Regions from separate parts of the Homo sapiens genome. Here region 1 is linked to region 2. The links are chromatin loops, found by intact Hi-C in ENCODE. Cell type or tissue: B cell. All regions are shown on one strand. Region 1 overlaps BAIAP2L1 (BAR/IMD domain containing adaptor protein 2 like 1). Region 2 holds the start of BAIAP2L1 (BAR/IMD domain containing adaptor protein 2 like 1).

The links. Peaks named below come from ENCODE experiments on the same cell type or tissue, not always from the same donor. Only the 100,000 strongest peaks of a DNase experiment are listed, where the experiment ranks them.
Region 1: a loop joins it to region 2, with 4 times the contacts of the local background. A loop is called at or near these places in 9 of 110 quality-filtered maps.

What each region holds. Positions count from the first base shown.
Region 1 is chr7:98,311,656-98,319,655 of GRCh38, forward strand. It overlaps BAIAP2L1 (BAR/IMD domain containing adaptor protein 2 like 1), which reads right to left. Exons shown (of 14, transcript NM_018842.5): 6 at 5,564-5,701; 7 at 3,805-3,957; 8 at 442-609. It also overlaps a transcript of BRI3 not described here. Among named protein-coding and RNA genes, the nearest start is that of BRI3, 34 kb to the left of the region's middle. RefSeq lists a silencer at 1,203-1,350 and an enhancer at 5,958-6,458. In B cell, no CTCF peak of the experiment used is centred here; DNase peaks (open chromatin) are centred at 3,026 and 3,826; H3K4me3 peaks cover 2,153 bases; H3K27ac peaks cover 1,278 bases; H3K27me3 peaks cover 2,771 bases.
Region 2 is chr7:98,396,451-98,404,450 of GRCh38, forward strand. BAIAP2L1 (BAR/IMD domain containing adaptor protein 2 like 1) reads right to left here and starts at 4,640. Exons shown (of 14, transcript NM_018842.5): 1 at 4,352-4,640. The coding sequence starts at 4,402. RefSeq lists a silencer at 4,314-4,973. In B cell, a CTCF peak has its summit at 4,895 (motif pointing left); a DNase peak (open chromatin) is centred at 4,791; H3K4me3 peaks cover 999 bases; H3K27me3 peaks cover 2,265 bases.

The sequences.
Region 1 (8,000 bases), 85 kb before region 2:
CCAGCACTTTGGGAGGCCGAGGCAGACAGATCACGAGGTCAGGAGTTTGAGACCAGCCTGACCAACATGGCAAAACCCTGTCTCTACTAATAATACAAAAATTAGCCAGGCATGGTGGTGCGCCCCAGTAATCCCAGCTACTGAGGAGGCTGAGGCAGGAGAATCACTTGAACCCGGGAGGTGGAGGTTGCAGTGAGCCGAGATCACTCCACTGTACTCCAGCCTGGGCGACAGAGCAAGAAAGACTCCACCTTAACAACAACAAAAAACAAACATGTGCCCAGCTACCTTCGCCCCTAAAGGTAAGGGGATAGAGGTGCGAAAAGGTGGTCCTGGAAGTAATAAAGGGGGACCTGTGATTCCCACCAACACAGGCAAATTTGGCCCAGATCAAGTTAGGAAACACACGATTGAAATCTGGAAGAGAAAACTGGCTCCTACCACATTGCTTCTCTCGATCATGGGTGAAGCCTGAGGAGTTCCAGACACGGGGGTAGAGGCTGGGGTCTTTATTTCTTCGATCATATTCATGATTTTCTCTGGCACTTTGATGGCATCAACACAGGTCTCCTGCCACCGAGGCAGCTTGGAATTCAGTAGTTCTGCAGACTGCAAAGCCAAAAGAAGAAGACTAAAGACAAAGAAGATTGTCTGAAGAGCTGAGAAAAATGACATCACGTCATATCGCTGATAACAGATTACTGGCTTAGCACCAGGAGTGTGGGGGCCCTGGGTTAAACTCGGTGAGCACTTTAAGCACCTAGAGGATCAGCTGTGTCTCACCGGCTGAGAGGGGCAAAGGCTCTGACTCAAAAGGAAATTTCCTGATCCCTCAGTGTGAATACAGAGCATGGGACTAATACGGGGATGGTAAATGGTTAAGAGCAAGAACAGAAACTCAAAGGGAGGGAGGGAGCAATCTGTATGAATCCCGTTTTCCAGGTGGCCCCAGAAACGCCAACCATCACTTTCTCCCTCCCACTCCTACTAAAAGCAGCACCTCCAACACAGGCCACGGGCCCCGTAGTTGACTCTGACCGATTCAGACATTAGAGAAGTGAATCAGACACTGTCCTGAGAGTCTGTCTATGGGGAAGAGGGACTGGGTGAGTGGTGGGCAGTGCTGAGGGACGCCCCCACCACAGGCCAAACAAGGTTTTGCAGAGCAGACCTGACCAGCAGGGGTGAGAACCCGCAACCCTGGAGGCAGAGTGCCCCTCCAGCACCCACAAGCCTGGCTCTGCTCCTGACAACTGGATTCTCAGAGGCCCCCCAAGCGCTTCCAGTGAGCACCTTTTCTGAAGAGCACTCTGGTTGGGAAAGGGGAGGCAGGAGCCTGTCCTGCGGCTGTGTGCATGGCAGTCACACTGCTTTTACTCAGCCTCTGAGTTTATCAAGAGTGGTGGGGGGCTGATGTCAGTCCTGGGGAAGGGCAAAGACCCCCTCACACCACCCCTGTCCCCAAATGCCACCCCACCCCCAACTGTCACCCCACCCCCAACTGTCACCCTGACACTCTGCAGCACCGTGGACCAGCTGCTTGGGCCTGCTTCATCCCAACTCCACAGAAAGGACTGAGGCGCTTTAGCTGAATTAAGGGAAGCCACAAAACCAGTTTTCAGATACTCGAAGAAACTTCCAGCATAGAAACGAGCAGATTTGGTCTGCGTCACTCTAGAAAGCATTACTGGGACCGATGGTTAAGTCTAAGAAAGACTCTGCTGATAACTGGAGCTCCCTGAAAAGGTGCTAGGCTGCCTCATGACACGGTGGGGATATCACGCAGGAAGAGAACCTCAAGGTCACCTCTGTCCTCTCCAGCCTGCGACCCTGGTGCCACAGGATGCCCTCACTCTGGGAAGAGAAGATTCTAAAGTGAACTCTACATTCCCGAAACTAGTACAGACATGCTGTTGACAAAAGTGATCACCTAATACAGCAACTATTTCCTTTGCTGTAACCATTTTCTTCTGCTTTTTTGAGAGAGGATTTTGGCTCTGTCACCCAGGCTGGAGTGCACTGGCACAATCACAGCTCACTGCAACCTCGAACTCCTGGGCTCAAACAATCCTTCCACCTCAGCCTCCTGAGTAGCTGGGGCCACAGATGCACATCACCACAACTGGCTAATTAAAACTTTTTTTTTTTTTTTTTGGTAGAGATAGGGTCTCGCTATGCTGCCCAGGCTGGTCTGGAACTCCTGGGCTCAAGTGATCCTCCTGCCTTGGGCTCCCAAAGGGCTGGGATTATAGGCATGAGCCACTGTGCCTGGCCTGCTGTACTAATTTTAAATCTTATTTAGGGAGCTGAATACTCCTTTTTCTTCCTTTTTTTTTTTTTTTTTTTTTGAGACAGAGTCTTGCTCTGTTGCCCAGGCTGAAGTGCAGTGGTGTGATCTGGGCTCACTGCAACCTCAGCCTCCTGGGTTCAAACAATTCTCCTGCCTCAGCCTCCTGAGTAGCTGGGATTACAGGTGCTCACCACATGTGATTAATTTTTGTATTTTTAGTAGAGACAGGGTTTCACCATGTTGGCCAGGCTGGTCTCAAACTCCTGACCTCAAGTGATTCACCCACTTTGGTCTCCCAAAGTGCTGGGATTACAGGCGTGAGCCACCATGCGCAGTCCTGAATATTCCTTAAAGTTGTAAAAAGTTTATAGAAAATACAACATTTGCATACATACAAGGCCAAAGTATTTTTCCTTTAAAACAAAGACAAAGCTGACTTATATTCAAGCTCTTGCAAAGCTTCTCCTATATTGGAACACTCTCTAACTTTACTATGAACAACAATGAATTTCTGACCTCAACCAGTGCTAGTTTTGGATGTTTACAAAGGCCCAACAGAGTTCATAATTTAAAACAAAGGAAAGGAAATGTGACATGTGTTGCATCATGATTCCTGGGGGTTCGAACCTCACAGCTGTGTGTGTTGGAAGGAGGGTGATGAGGTCATTCAGTTGAATAAACCAGGAACCAATACCACCAAGAGGAATGAACGCATCACTGAGCCCAGCTGTCCTGATGCGCGTGAATGGGGGCCCGTGGGCTGGGGCAGAGCTGCCCGTGACCCCCGGACACGGACCCATGAAGGGAGCATCTCAAATCGCCCAGGTGGGGTAGACCTGGGCCCGCTGGGACTCACCAGCAGCCATGGTGAAGACACTGATGCTGAGGACACATCAGAAAGGGCCTGGGGAAAGCTGACTCGCAGGTGAGAAGAGCAAACATGTGCTATTTTTCAATGATGAAGCATTATTTTATGAAGGACTTTAAATATGGATGTATTATTAATTTATTAAACATTATACATGGACGTTTGACCATTTCAGCTGTATTTCTATAAGTTTATATGTTCAAGTTGGCCAAACACAGTTTCTCTGGAATCTTTTCATTGGCAAAATGGCCCACTGCTTTATATTGGGCATGTGTGGAAGGTGAGTGGCGTGCATGTGTGTATATCTCTGTACGTATGGACTGATTGAGACAGGGTCCCGCTCTGTTGCTCAGGTTGGAGTGCAGTGGCACAATCATGGCTCACTGCAGCCTCAACTTCCCAGGCTGAAGGGATCCTCCCACCTCAGCCTCCTGAGTAGCTGGGACTACAGGCACATGCTACCATGCCTGGCTAGTTTTTTTTTTATTATTTTTTATAGAGACAGAGTTTTGCCATGTTGCCCAGGCCCACCTCAGCCTCCCAAAGTGCTGGGATTACAGGCGTGGGCCACGGCCCAGCCTTCTGGGGCATTTAAATATGAAATAAAGTTATTAATACGCTCAAGGCAATTTGCCACCACACCCACCTGTAAGTGATAATAATGTATGTGGTTTGCAAAGCCACAGTGCTTATCAACCAGAAAGCAGAAGCGCCTCTTCTCTTCAAGCAGAGCCTCTTTGCAACCATCTGCAATGAATTTCTGGATTTCACTCTGACGAGAAGTAACGGTCTCCACATACTAAAAAAAAAAAAATAATAATAATAATAATTATATAAGCATGACATGAGCATCAGATAGCGTGCAGCCTGACGTTTATCTTCTGCCATCTTTACACCTGCTTTATTTGAATAATAGAGTAAATACATGAGAGGAAAGAATGCTGTAACCTGACCTAAGTAGATACCATCGTTCTCCTTGAGGTCCCTGACTCGTGTGCAGAGAGAAGTTGCCCAAGGGCTTGACATTCCCACGGGGCAATTTGCACAAATATTACTTTGTACTTCAGAGATATGATCGTGTCCTACTGGAAAGCACCACGGGCTTTGGAACCAGAAAGTTCCAGGTTCAAACCCAGTTCCAAATGCCAACAATAGGTGATATGCTTTGGCTGTGTCCCCACCCAAATCTCATCTTGAATTGTAGCTCCCGTAATTCCTATGTGTTTGGGGAGGGACCTGGTGGGAGGTAATTGAATCATGGGGGCAGGTCTTTCCCATGCCATTCTTGTGATAGTGAATAAGTCTCACAAGATCTGATGGCTTCATAAAGGGAGTTTCCCTGCACAAGCTCTCCTTTGCCTGCTGCCATCCATGTAAGACGTGACTTGCTCCTCCTTCCCTTCCACCATGATTGTGAGGCCTCCCCGGCCATGTGGAACTGTGAGTCCATTAAATCTCTTTCTTTTGTAAATTGCCCAGTCTCGGGGTATGTCTTTACCAGCAGCATGAAAATGGAGTAATAAAATATGATTTAACCTAAGCCTCATTTTCCCCATCTGTACAATGGGAATAGTAACACTGATCATGGAGAGTCCCTTCTTCTTTCAGAGCCAGGATAAAAAGCCCATGTTTTGGCAGGAGGTCACTGATTAATTATACTTAACTCAGGGAAACTCTACAGCCTTCAGCTCTCAGTCAAAATGCTTATTTTTAAAAACTGATAGATTATATATTTATAGGGCACATGTGATAATGATCAAAGCAGGGTCCTTGGGTGGCCATCACCTCAAATTCTTATTGTTTCTATGTGTTGGGGACATTCCAAGACCTCTCTTCTAACTATTTTGAAATAATGCATCGCTGTTAACTATAGTCACCCTACTCTGCTATTGGACACTAGAACTTATTTCTTTTATCCAATTGTATGTTTGGACCCATTAACCAACCTCTCCTTCATCCACTCCCCAGTCAACACAATGACCATCCTCAGCTATCTAGAGAATGACAGGTAACCATCATTCTACTCCCCACTTCCATGAGATCAACTTCAAAACTTTTTTTTTTTTTTGAGATGGAGTCTCATTCTGTCACCCAGGCTGGAGTGCAGTGGCATAATCTCGGCTCACTGCAACCTCTGCCTCCCAAGTTCAAGCAATTCTCCTGCCTCAGCCTCCGAGTAGCTGTGACTACAGGTACCTGCCATCACCCCAGCTAGTTTTTGTAGAGGCAAGGTTTCACCACATTGGCCAGGCTGGTCTCGAACTCCTGACCTCATATGATCCTACTGCCTCGGCCTCCCAAAGTGCTGGGATTACAGGCGTGAGCCACCGCACCCGGCTAACCTCCTCTTAAACTGTGCAAATTGTCAACAACAAAAGAAAACAAGATATTGTTGAAAAGCTCACCTCAATTTCTTTGTGTTCATATTTGAGTGCGTTTCGGCTTCCTTGGCTTTTCCTTCTGATCTTCTTCAACTCAGCTTGGGATTTCTCCAAAGACTCTAATTTATTCTTGTGTTCTGTTTGGTATCTTTTTAGAGTTGCCTGTAAGTTAAATGGCTGTGCTTATTTTACTGTGGCACCACACGAATTGTCACACAGTTTGCCTTTACTCACACTTCCACTGTGTGTGGCTCAACGGGGCCCTGACACCCTCACTTCACACCATCCTCACACTGGCTGGGGCCCCCACACCCACACCAGTTCACACCATCCTCCTGCTGGCCGGGGTCCCATGCCCACACTTCGCACCATCCTCATGCTGACCAGGGCCCTCATCCCTCAGTTCACACCGTCTGCATGCTGGCTGGGACCCTCACCCTGCAGTTCACACCATCCACACACTGGCTGGGACCCTCACTCATTTCACACCATCCTTACACTGGCTGGGACCATCACCCCGCAGTTCACACCATCTGCATGTTGGCTGGGGACGCTCACCACACAGTTCACATCATCCTCACACTGGCCGGGGCCCTCGCTCATTTCACACCATCTTTACGCTGGCTGGGACTGTCACCCCGTAGTTCACACCATCTGCATGATGGCTGGGACCCTCACTCTGCAGTTCACACCATCTGCATGCTGGCTGGGACCCTCACCCCACAGTTCACATCATCCTCACACTGGCCGGGGCCCTCACTCATTTCACACCATCCTTACGCTGGCTGGGACCCTCACCCCGCAGCTCACACCATCTGCATGATGGCTGGGACCCTTACTCTGCAACTCACACCATCTGCATGCTGGCTGGGACCCTCAACCCGCAGTTCACACCATCCACACACTGGTTAGAGCCCTCACCCCTCAGTTCACATTGCCCCCTTCATGCAACTTTAATGTCTTGGCTTTGTTCTAAAGGTTACTGTTTAAATGAGGAGCCCCCGACCAGAAGCCAAGTCTCTAAGGACATCTTCTCTTTCTTTTATTCCTTCTTTCCTCAAAGGCTTTTTGATGCTGGGTGGTTAACTTTCTTCTGCCACCCAAAGTCTCAAAGTTCCATCCAAAGCACTTAGCCACCAAGGTGGTTGCAGCAAGCTGAGATCGCGCCACTGCACTCTCTGCCTCCCGGGTTCAAGTGATTCTTGTGCCTCAGCCTCTCCAGTAGCTGGGATTACAGGCGCACACAACCACGCCCGGCTGTATTTTTAGTAGAGACCAGGTTTCACCATGTCAGCCAGGCTGGTCTCGAACTCCTGACCTTGGATCCACCCGCCTTGGCCTCCCAAAGTGCTGGGATTACAGGCGTGAGCCACCACGCCCAGTGAACACAGGGTCTTAAACGGACCCGCGTCAGAATTCAAATCCTTGTTTTCCCTATAATCTGTGAAGTGCAGATAAGAAGGATGTCTGGCCGGCATGGTGGCTCACGCCTCTAATCCCAGCACTTTAGGAGGCCGAGGCAGGTGCACCACGAGGTCAGAAGTTTGAGACCAGCCTGGCTAAAATGGTGAAACCCCGTCTCTACTAAAAAATACAAAAATTAGCCGGGTGCAGTGGTGGGTGCCTGTAATCCCAGCTAATTGGGAGGCTGAGGTAGGAGAATCGCTGGAACCCAGGAGGCGGAGGTTGCAGTGAGCCCCGAGATTGCGCCACTGCACTCCAGCCTAGGCAACAGAGCAGGACTCCATCTCAAAAAAAAAAAAAAAAAGAATGGTGTCTATGTTTTGGAGTTTCTGAAGGCATAGCAATTAGATAACGTATGTAAATCACTTGGCATGAAATGCACCTTAGCAGCTGTCCGGGTCCTGTGGCCTCCTGCCGGGAGGGTGCAGCCAGGCAGCAGTCCTCACGAGGACGACAGGGGAGGGATGATTCCAGGGCAACTCGCACACTCACTGCCACATGGGGGTCTGGGTGAGCAGGAAGGGGACTTTGGGTGGCAGGAGAAAGTTAAGTACTCTATAGAGCAAGGGAAGATGGCAAGAGCCCTCAATACCGGGTCTGTAGGGCCACCCTGAAGGGGACCTGGATAAACCTGCTGAAATGGACAAAAGTGGATAGAGAAGGGGCGCCATGCAGGAGCGGTCTCTGCAGATGGGCCAGGGCACACCGGGAGCCCCGGACGGTGCTCTCCCGCACACCACCCACAGCCTGAAGTGCTGCTGGCTTAGGAAGTGTTATGTCTGCATCAGCTGCAGCGACAGAAGCACAAATGTCCTACAGCGTGAATGTATTCTGTGAAGACAATGCTTTCTGGAAGCAGTGTGATTTCCTGCAATACTTTTTCCTATGCCTTTTTTTTTTTTTTTTGAGATGGAGTCTTGCTCTGTCGCCCAGGCTGGAGTGCAGTGGCGCAATCTTGGCTCACTGCAACCTCCGCCTCCCCGGTTCAAGCCATTCT
Region 2 (8,000 bases):
ATCGCCACATTATGAAAATGTATTCGGTTTGTGCATCTTTGGTCACTGGAAACTAAATTACCATACAAACAAAGGCATGGTAAGTGGGATGTGGCAGCCGGTCACTAAGAGACTCTAGGACTCAGTTTCTCAACCTGGTTAACAACTATCCTGGCCAACATGGTGAAACCCTGCTTCTATCAAAAAATGCAAAAATTTGCCAGGCGTGGCGGCTGTAGTCCCAGCTACTCGGGAGGCTGAGGTGGGAGAATTGCTCGAAAGTGGGAGGTGGAGGTTGCAGAGAGCTGCGATTGCACCACTGCACTCCAGCCTGAGCAACAAAGCAAGACCCTGTCTCAAAAATAAATAAATAAAAATAGTTAAGCCAACACAATCCACATTCACCTGGATGGCTGATGTTTACTTAGAATTAAGCACTCTATGAAAAGTATCATCGGAGGGCGCCAGGAGCCTAGCAAAGGACAGGTGCTTCACACATTAAATGGATAAATGTCCATTCATTCAACAAATATGCATGCCTACTATGTGCCAGGAACTGTTTTAAGTGCTTGGAATACAAAAACAAAAACAAAGCTCATTGCCTTGTAGAGCTCACATTCTAGTTGGGGTGGGAAGAGAGGGAAAGAAACATAAATAAATACATCACATAGCCTATTCTAAGGTAGTGTTATGGGGGAAGGTAATGTAGTCTAAGGTGGGGCTGGGAGATGGATGGAGGCGTCTGCAATCTGAGAGTCTGAGCATACTTCCTTGAGGTGACACTGAAAGGCTTCTGTGATATCTCCCCTTTGACTCTGTTAGCAAGATTCCTGTAGGTAGGACATCCCTCGATGCTGCCACACCCGTTCTTCCTCCACTTCTTAAGCCCTTTTTTTTTTTTTTTTTTTTTTTTGAGATGGAGTCTCGCTCTGTCGCCCAGGCTGGAGTGCAGTGGCGCCATCTTGGCTCACTGCAACCTCTAACTCCCTGGTTCAAGCGATTATCCTGCCTCAGCCTCCCGAGTAGCTGGGACTACAGGCACGCGCCACCACACCCAGCTAATTTTTGTATTTTCAGTAGAGACAGGGTTTCACCATGTTGGCCAGGACGGTCTCGATCTCCTGACCTCATGATCTGCCTGCCCACCTTGGCCTCCCAAAGTGCTGGGATTACAGGCGTGAGCCACCGCGCCGGGCCCTACTTCCTAAGTCTTTAACAGTTCTAGGAAGGCTGTGGCTGCTCTTAATTAAGGGTTTTTTTGAACTACTTCTTCTACCATGAGAGCATATACTCATCAGAAAACCATGCAAAATCACAGCAAGCTTTTGAGGGCAAATTATGGGCATGCTATAAAGTGTGGAGTGGGGAGGGATTTTTGGCTGAACTCTAATTAGTAACAGCAACATTACTGGACATTTTGGGGCTTATAACATCGTTTATGAAGTAGTAAAATACACACATCCTCCTGGGAGTTAGCATGGATCTCCCATAATCATTTGCCTACGTATACATTTTAGACATTTCAGCAAATGTGTACACAGCATATATTTAAGGATATTTGATATTGGCTACAGAGGATCATTCTACTTTATAATTCCTCCTTTTCTCTAAAGTATTCCTTTATTTCATAATTGGAGAAACCTGAGTATTTAAAAACAAAAAACTAAAACCCATACTAGCAAGTCATTAAAAAATCATTTGCAGGTGGCTTTTGTAAACACACCTGGTTGTGTTGCATTTCTATTAGTAAAATATGGTAGATGGTTAGGTAATATAGAGGACATCTCTTCTTAAAAGCACTAGATTCATCAACACTGCCAGATTTTTGCCATATTAAGCTTAAACTGTTTTCAGCTTGAACATCATGGGGCAGGGCTGGATAGGGGGAAGAACCCAATACAGGGGCGGGAAAAGGTTTTTCAGACTCCTGAATTAAAATTTCACTTTGCACTGCCAAAGCCAAAGCATGGGCTAGCAGCCTTCACTATTTCATAGATTACATAAACTTGTAGTCTGATGCTGTAAATATCCTACCACCTGGACATTAAAAAAAAAAAAGGTCCCAAAACACTAACAAGGAAATAGTAATTAAAACGAACAAACATTTAGTGAGCTTTCCAGTTTGCTTTCAGACACCTGGCAATGGAAAACTATCAGGTACTGGTCTTTGATCTCCATTTACAGTGCCTTACGTCTACAAATACGTATAACCAAAATGATGAAATCCACACTTTTTCCCTGCCGTTTCCGTTCTTTGGGTAATAAGACATGCCCAAGTGGTTGGCATTTGTGACGCTGCAATTCGCCTTGGTACGGTCCCTCTAAGGAGTTATTACTAAAAGTCTACGTCAGGAAGAAGCGGGAGAAAAAAAGCAGGGTTTAACTCAGAACACCTGACTGCTGGTCTCAAGTTGCAATCGCAGCTCAGACTGGGAAGATACACAGGGCTGTTCTTGGAAGAAGGGCGGAAGGCAGTGGTGTTCTGTATTTTTGCACCCCAGTGGACATCAGACTCTGCCTCAAATTTGCAATGGCCTGCCTTCCTCAATTACACAGTTTTTCCTTCACTGACAGTCAACAGAGCAGCCACTACTTACTTTCCAGGTCTGAGTCTGGCAGAAAGAACGTTTTATTTACACACTTGGTCAGTACCCCACACCTCATGCAGCAACGTCTTCCGGGTCATTTAAATAGTAGCAATCTCAATACAAATGTAGGAATTTCTCAAATTTCGAATTTCTCAAATTTCTAAAGATCGCCCTCTATGAAGGCAACACACGAATAGAAGAGTTTTTGGTCACAGTGACTGAGCATCAAAAACGCTGTGTCAACTGTGTCTACTCTCCCTACCTGTAAGGCATAATTTATATGTGACAGTATACACTTTGTGTGTTAAGATAAACGGAACGGATCTCTTGGATTTCAATACATAACAAAAATGTTCATGTTCTTCTCTTACTTTCATTCAACAAAAGTTAATAGACTCCTCTGATTTTAGGAATTCAGACCTTGAAAACCCAGAAACTAAAATTTTAGGTTTAAAAAAGTCTATCAAAATGACTAAACTTCCTGATTCAAGCACCAGGGACAGAAAAAAGATAAAACACACCAACCAACCAACCGACCAACCATTTATTTATAACCTTAAACATGCCTATACATGAACTTAGAGAACGTTAAAGTTTCAAGGGTTCGAAGCGCCTAGGCTGAATTAAAACAAAAGTTGTTTTGTGTTCTATTAATAGCAGATGATTAACAGATATCTTATTTCACCTGGAATTCATTTGTAAGTATGTAAACTAAACAGGCCACTAATCCTAAGTCTCTGTCTGTGTCTGGAAAAATTCTCTCCTAATACATGCAAGTTAAGAGACCGGCTATCAACGCATTCCTTAAGGTTAGGTCAATTTCATTAAAACCTCGGTTGTTCTTTGACTTCAAGAACCTCACCAAATAACCCATATATAAAAGCCAAGTTCAACTGAAAGGTGGGAGAGGAAGGGTCTAAGGAGGAGGGCGTTTCCCGGGAGAACGCCCAGAGCTCGGCTCACCTGGCGATCCTAATTACAGGGGAGTTTCACCCCCACATTCTTGGGCGCTTTCTTTTCTTAGAGGAAACTCGAGCTTGTGTCTTTGGTCCCGGAGGGCTTAAGCCCGGCAGCCAGGACAGCACGGGTCACTGATTCCAAGAAGTTGGGAGGAGGACGTGGGCCCCACCGACGCACAACAGACCCCTCCCCAACTTAAGTGCACTAGTTGTAAAATGTGTAGCTGGTCAGGGGATGGGGGGTGGTCTCCAGAGCTCTGAGGGTCAGGGAAGAGGAGAAGGGACGGGGAGGAGAAGGGACAGGGGAGGCGGAGAAGGGCCAGGAGAGGAGGGGGAGACACACGGGGAAGGAGGAAGAACCAAGAGGAGGGGGAGGGGGAGGGGGAGGGAGGGGGATAGACTGGGGAGAAGAAGGGACAGGGGAGGAGGGGGAGACACACGGGGGAGAAGGAAGAACCAGGAGGAGGGGAGGGACAGTGTCGAGGGGCAGGGGAGGAGGGAGAGTGAACGGGGAGCGGAGGGGCAGAGGGAGAGGTACAGCGGGGCGGGAAAGAGAGACAGGGAAGAAGCACAGGGAGGAGGGGAGGGAAGGAGGAGGAAAAGTAGGGGGGAGGGGATGGGGAGGGACTGGGAGGAAGGAGAGGGCCAGGGGAGGAAGAAGAGGGGCTGTGGAGGGCCAGGGGAGGAGTGGGAGAGACCGGGAGAGGTGGAAGGACGCGGGGGAGGGGAGCTGGAGGGAGGGAAAGTACCTTCCCGCGTAAAGTCCCCTTCTGAACCCCGAGGTGGAAAGCCCTGACCTCCCTGAGCCCCGGGCCCTGGGCTTACCCGGTAGGTGCTCTCCGTGAGCCGGTTCACCTCCTCGGGCCCCCGGGACATGGCTGCGGCCGCCGGGCGAGCAAGCGCGGGAGGACGCGGCTGGGCCTCGTGGCCGCCGGACTCCGGGCAGCGGGAGGGCCGGGGCGCGACTAAGGGGCTCTGGAGGGTCGGCCGCCGCCGCAGCCGTCGGCCCGAGAGTGCCCGCGCGCGTCTCCGCTGCGAAAATGTCAAAACTTGCGGCAGCGCCGCCCTGGCCTTCTTCGAGGAGCAGAGGAGAAGCGGCCGGACGCCGCCAGAGGAAGCTGGGCGGGCCGGGCGGCCCCACCTGAGGCGGGCGGGGCAGACGGGGGCGGGGCCGCAGGGCCGGAGGGGCGTGGCGTACCCACCTGAGGCGGCCTGGTGAGCGGGGCCCGGCCGGGGTGGGCGGGGAGGAGGCGGGGCCAGGCAGCTGGAATGGGCGTGGCCAGAGGGAAGCGGGCCCCCCGAGTGGGCGGGGTCACCCCACCTGTGGCGGACAGGGCAGCGAGGCCACGGTGCGCCCCCTCGCGGCTCTCCCAGAGCTCCGGCGACGTAGGGCCCGAGACCCTGGAGTGGGGACCGGTGTGGAGTGGGCTGCTCGCTTTGCTGTTTTGCTAGGGCAAGGGCAGCCTGGGGGTGTTTAGACTGTGGTCCTGGAGCCCTTGTTTGCCTCGCGTGGTGCTGGCCCCGGGGACCCCGAGGCCCACTTCCTCCATGAGGGCTTCCTTCAAGCCCTGCGTTTTGGGGACCAAGGGAAGGGGCCACATTCCCCAGTTGTATTGATTTCCCTGATTGATCTCTTCTTGCCCCGCCGCTCACTGACCCCAAAAGTTAGAGGGACCCGTGGGGGCATCGGCCCTCCTAGGTGGAGAAAACGGGCTGCCACTTGCAGTTTTGAAAGCTCCTGATATATCAAAAAATTAATAAATGCCAGGGTCTAGTTACCGAAATGTTAGTACTTTTTTTTTTTTGAGATGGAGTCTCACTCTGTCGCCTAGGCTGGAGTGCAGTGGTGCGATCTCAGCTTGCTGCAACCTCCGCTTCCCAGGTTCAAGCGATTCTCCTGCCTGGCATGAGCCATCCTGCCTGGCCCCCAGATAGAAGCTTTTTGTTTGTTTTTGAGACAGAGTTTCACTCTTGTCCCCTCAGGCTGGAGTGCAGTGGTGCTCTCTCAGCTTGCTGCAATCTCTGCCCCCCAGGTTTAAGCAATTCTCCTGCCTCAGCCTCTCGAGTAGCTGAGATTACAGGTGCACGTGCCACCAAGCCAGGCTAATTTTTTTGTATTTTTAGTAGAGACGGGGTTTCACCATGTTGGCCAGGTTGGTCCCGAGCTCCTAACCTCAGGTGATCCGCCCTGCTCAGCCTCCCAAAGTGCTGGGATTACAGGCTTGAACCACCGCGCCCGGCCCAGTAGTACATTTTTAAACTTTACATTAACAACGACCTTTAACTCAATGCAGTGTAACCATGCTACTCACGAGATTGTTGTAGGGTTTAGAAAACCACCTGAGCTGAAGTGTTAGGGAAGCCTCTCTTCTTGTCATCACTCAAACTCTGTGGAGGTGTGTGGCTCCTGGGCTCCCTATTTTGTCTCCATCCCGGCCTCAGCCCTGCCCAAGGGTGAGGCAGCTGCCTTCTTTGGGCCTCTCTTCCAGGATTATGTACCTTGGGCTGGGTGACAGCCTTCTCCCCAGTAAGAACCACCATTTAGCTACCTGAGACCCGCACCCAACAAGGGCAGAGGTCTTATTCTGATTTTTTAAAACCTCTGGGCTTGGTGGCTCATGCCTGTAATCCTAGCACTTTGGGAGGCCAAGGCAGGCGGATCACTTGAGGTCAGGAGTTCGAGACCAGCCTAGCCAACATGGTGAAACCGCCCTGCCCCCGTCTCTACTAAAAATACAAAAATTAGCCAGGCATGGTAGCACGTGCACCTGTAATCTCAGCTACTCGGGAGGCTGAGGCAGGAGAATTGCTTAAACCTGGGAGGCAGAGATTGCAGTGAGCTGAGATAGCACCACTGCACTCCAGCCTGAGGGACAAGAGCGAAACTCTGTCTCAAAAACAAACAAACAAAAAGCTTCTATCTGGGGGCCAGGCAGGATGGCTCATGCCTGTAATCCGAGCACTTCGGGAGACCAAGGCAGGAGGACTGGTTGAGTCTAGGAGTTCGAGGCCAGCCTAGGCAATATAGGGAGCCCACCCCCATCTCTGCAAAAAATATAATTAAAAACATTAGCCAAGTGTGATAGTGTGCATCTGTAGTCCCAGCTATTCCGGAGGCTGAGGTAGGAGGATGGCTTGAGCCCAAGAGGTTGCAGTGAGCTGTGATGGTGCCACTGCATTCCAGCTTGGGCCACAGAGTGAGACTCTGTTTCAAAAAACAAACAAAAATGCCAAAACGTCTATGTGAGTGCAATTGCATCTTTTATGGGCTGTTAAGATGTGAGACTTCTGGCCAGGCGCAGTGGCTCACGCCTGTAATGCCAGCACTTTAGGAGACTGAGGCAGGCAGATCACCTGAGGTCAGGAGTTTGAGACCAGCCTGACCAACATGGAGAAACCCCGTCTATACTAAAAATACAACATTGACCAGGTTTGATGGTGCATGCCTAAATCCCAGCTACTCAGCAGGCTGAGGCAGGAGAATCACTTGAACCTGGGAGGCTGAGGTTGTGGTGAGTGAGATCACGCCATTGCACTCCAGCCTGGGCAACAAGAGCGAAAATTTGTCTCAAAAAAAAAAAAAAAAGAAAAAGAAAAGAAAAGAAAAAAGAAAGATGTGAGACTTCTAAACTAATCTTGTGATAAAGTTCACTAGGAAATATACACAATGAAGGCACTGTGTGGCCCAGATGGGAACATCAAGAGGGTGAGTACCACTGGACTTAGAACAGAAACCACCACCTGGACTTGGGGACTGTTTTATTGGGTTTTGCAAACTATAAAACACATCATGCAGCTAGGCACAGCGGCTCACGCCTGTAATCCCAGCACTTTGGGAGGCCAAGGTGGGTGGATCACTTGGGGTCAGGAGTTAGAGATCAGCCTCACCAATATGGTGAAGCCCCGTCTCTACTAAAAATACAAAAATTAGCCGGGTGTGGTGGCAGGCACCTGTAGTCCCAGCTACTCGGGAGGCTGAGACAGGAGAAGCGCTTGAACCCGGGAGGCGGAGGTTACAGTGAGCCGGGATCTCATGCCACTGCACTGCAGCCTGGGCAAGAGAGTGAGACTCTGTCTCAAAACAAACAAGCAAACAAAAAAAACTTACCATTCTTGGGAACCAAAATGTTATGTCTTCCTGATGTTAGGGGGAAATAACACATCAGTCCCAAGTTTCTGGCAATGGAAGCAGGTGCCTTCTTCTTTAACAGATTTACAGTATTTAGTTCATGAGGTTTGCCAACTGGGTTTCACTTCCCATATGGGAGATGCATTCATGACTTTATAATTTCTACCATTATGTATTCGGCTCTGCAAGTATGTCTGTTGGTTTTTATTGAAACTTGAAAATAGGCTGGGCGCGGTGGCTCACGCCTGTAATCCCAGCACTTTGGGAGGCCGAGGCGGGTGGATCACAAGGTCAGGAGATCGAGACCATCCTGGTCAACGTGGTGAAACCCCGTCTCTACTAAAA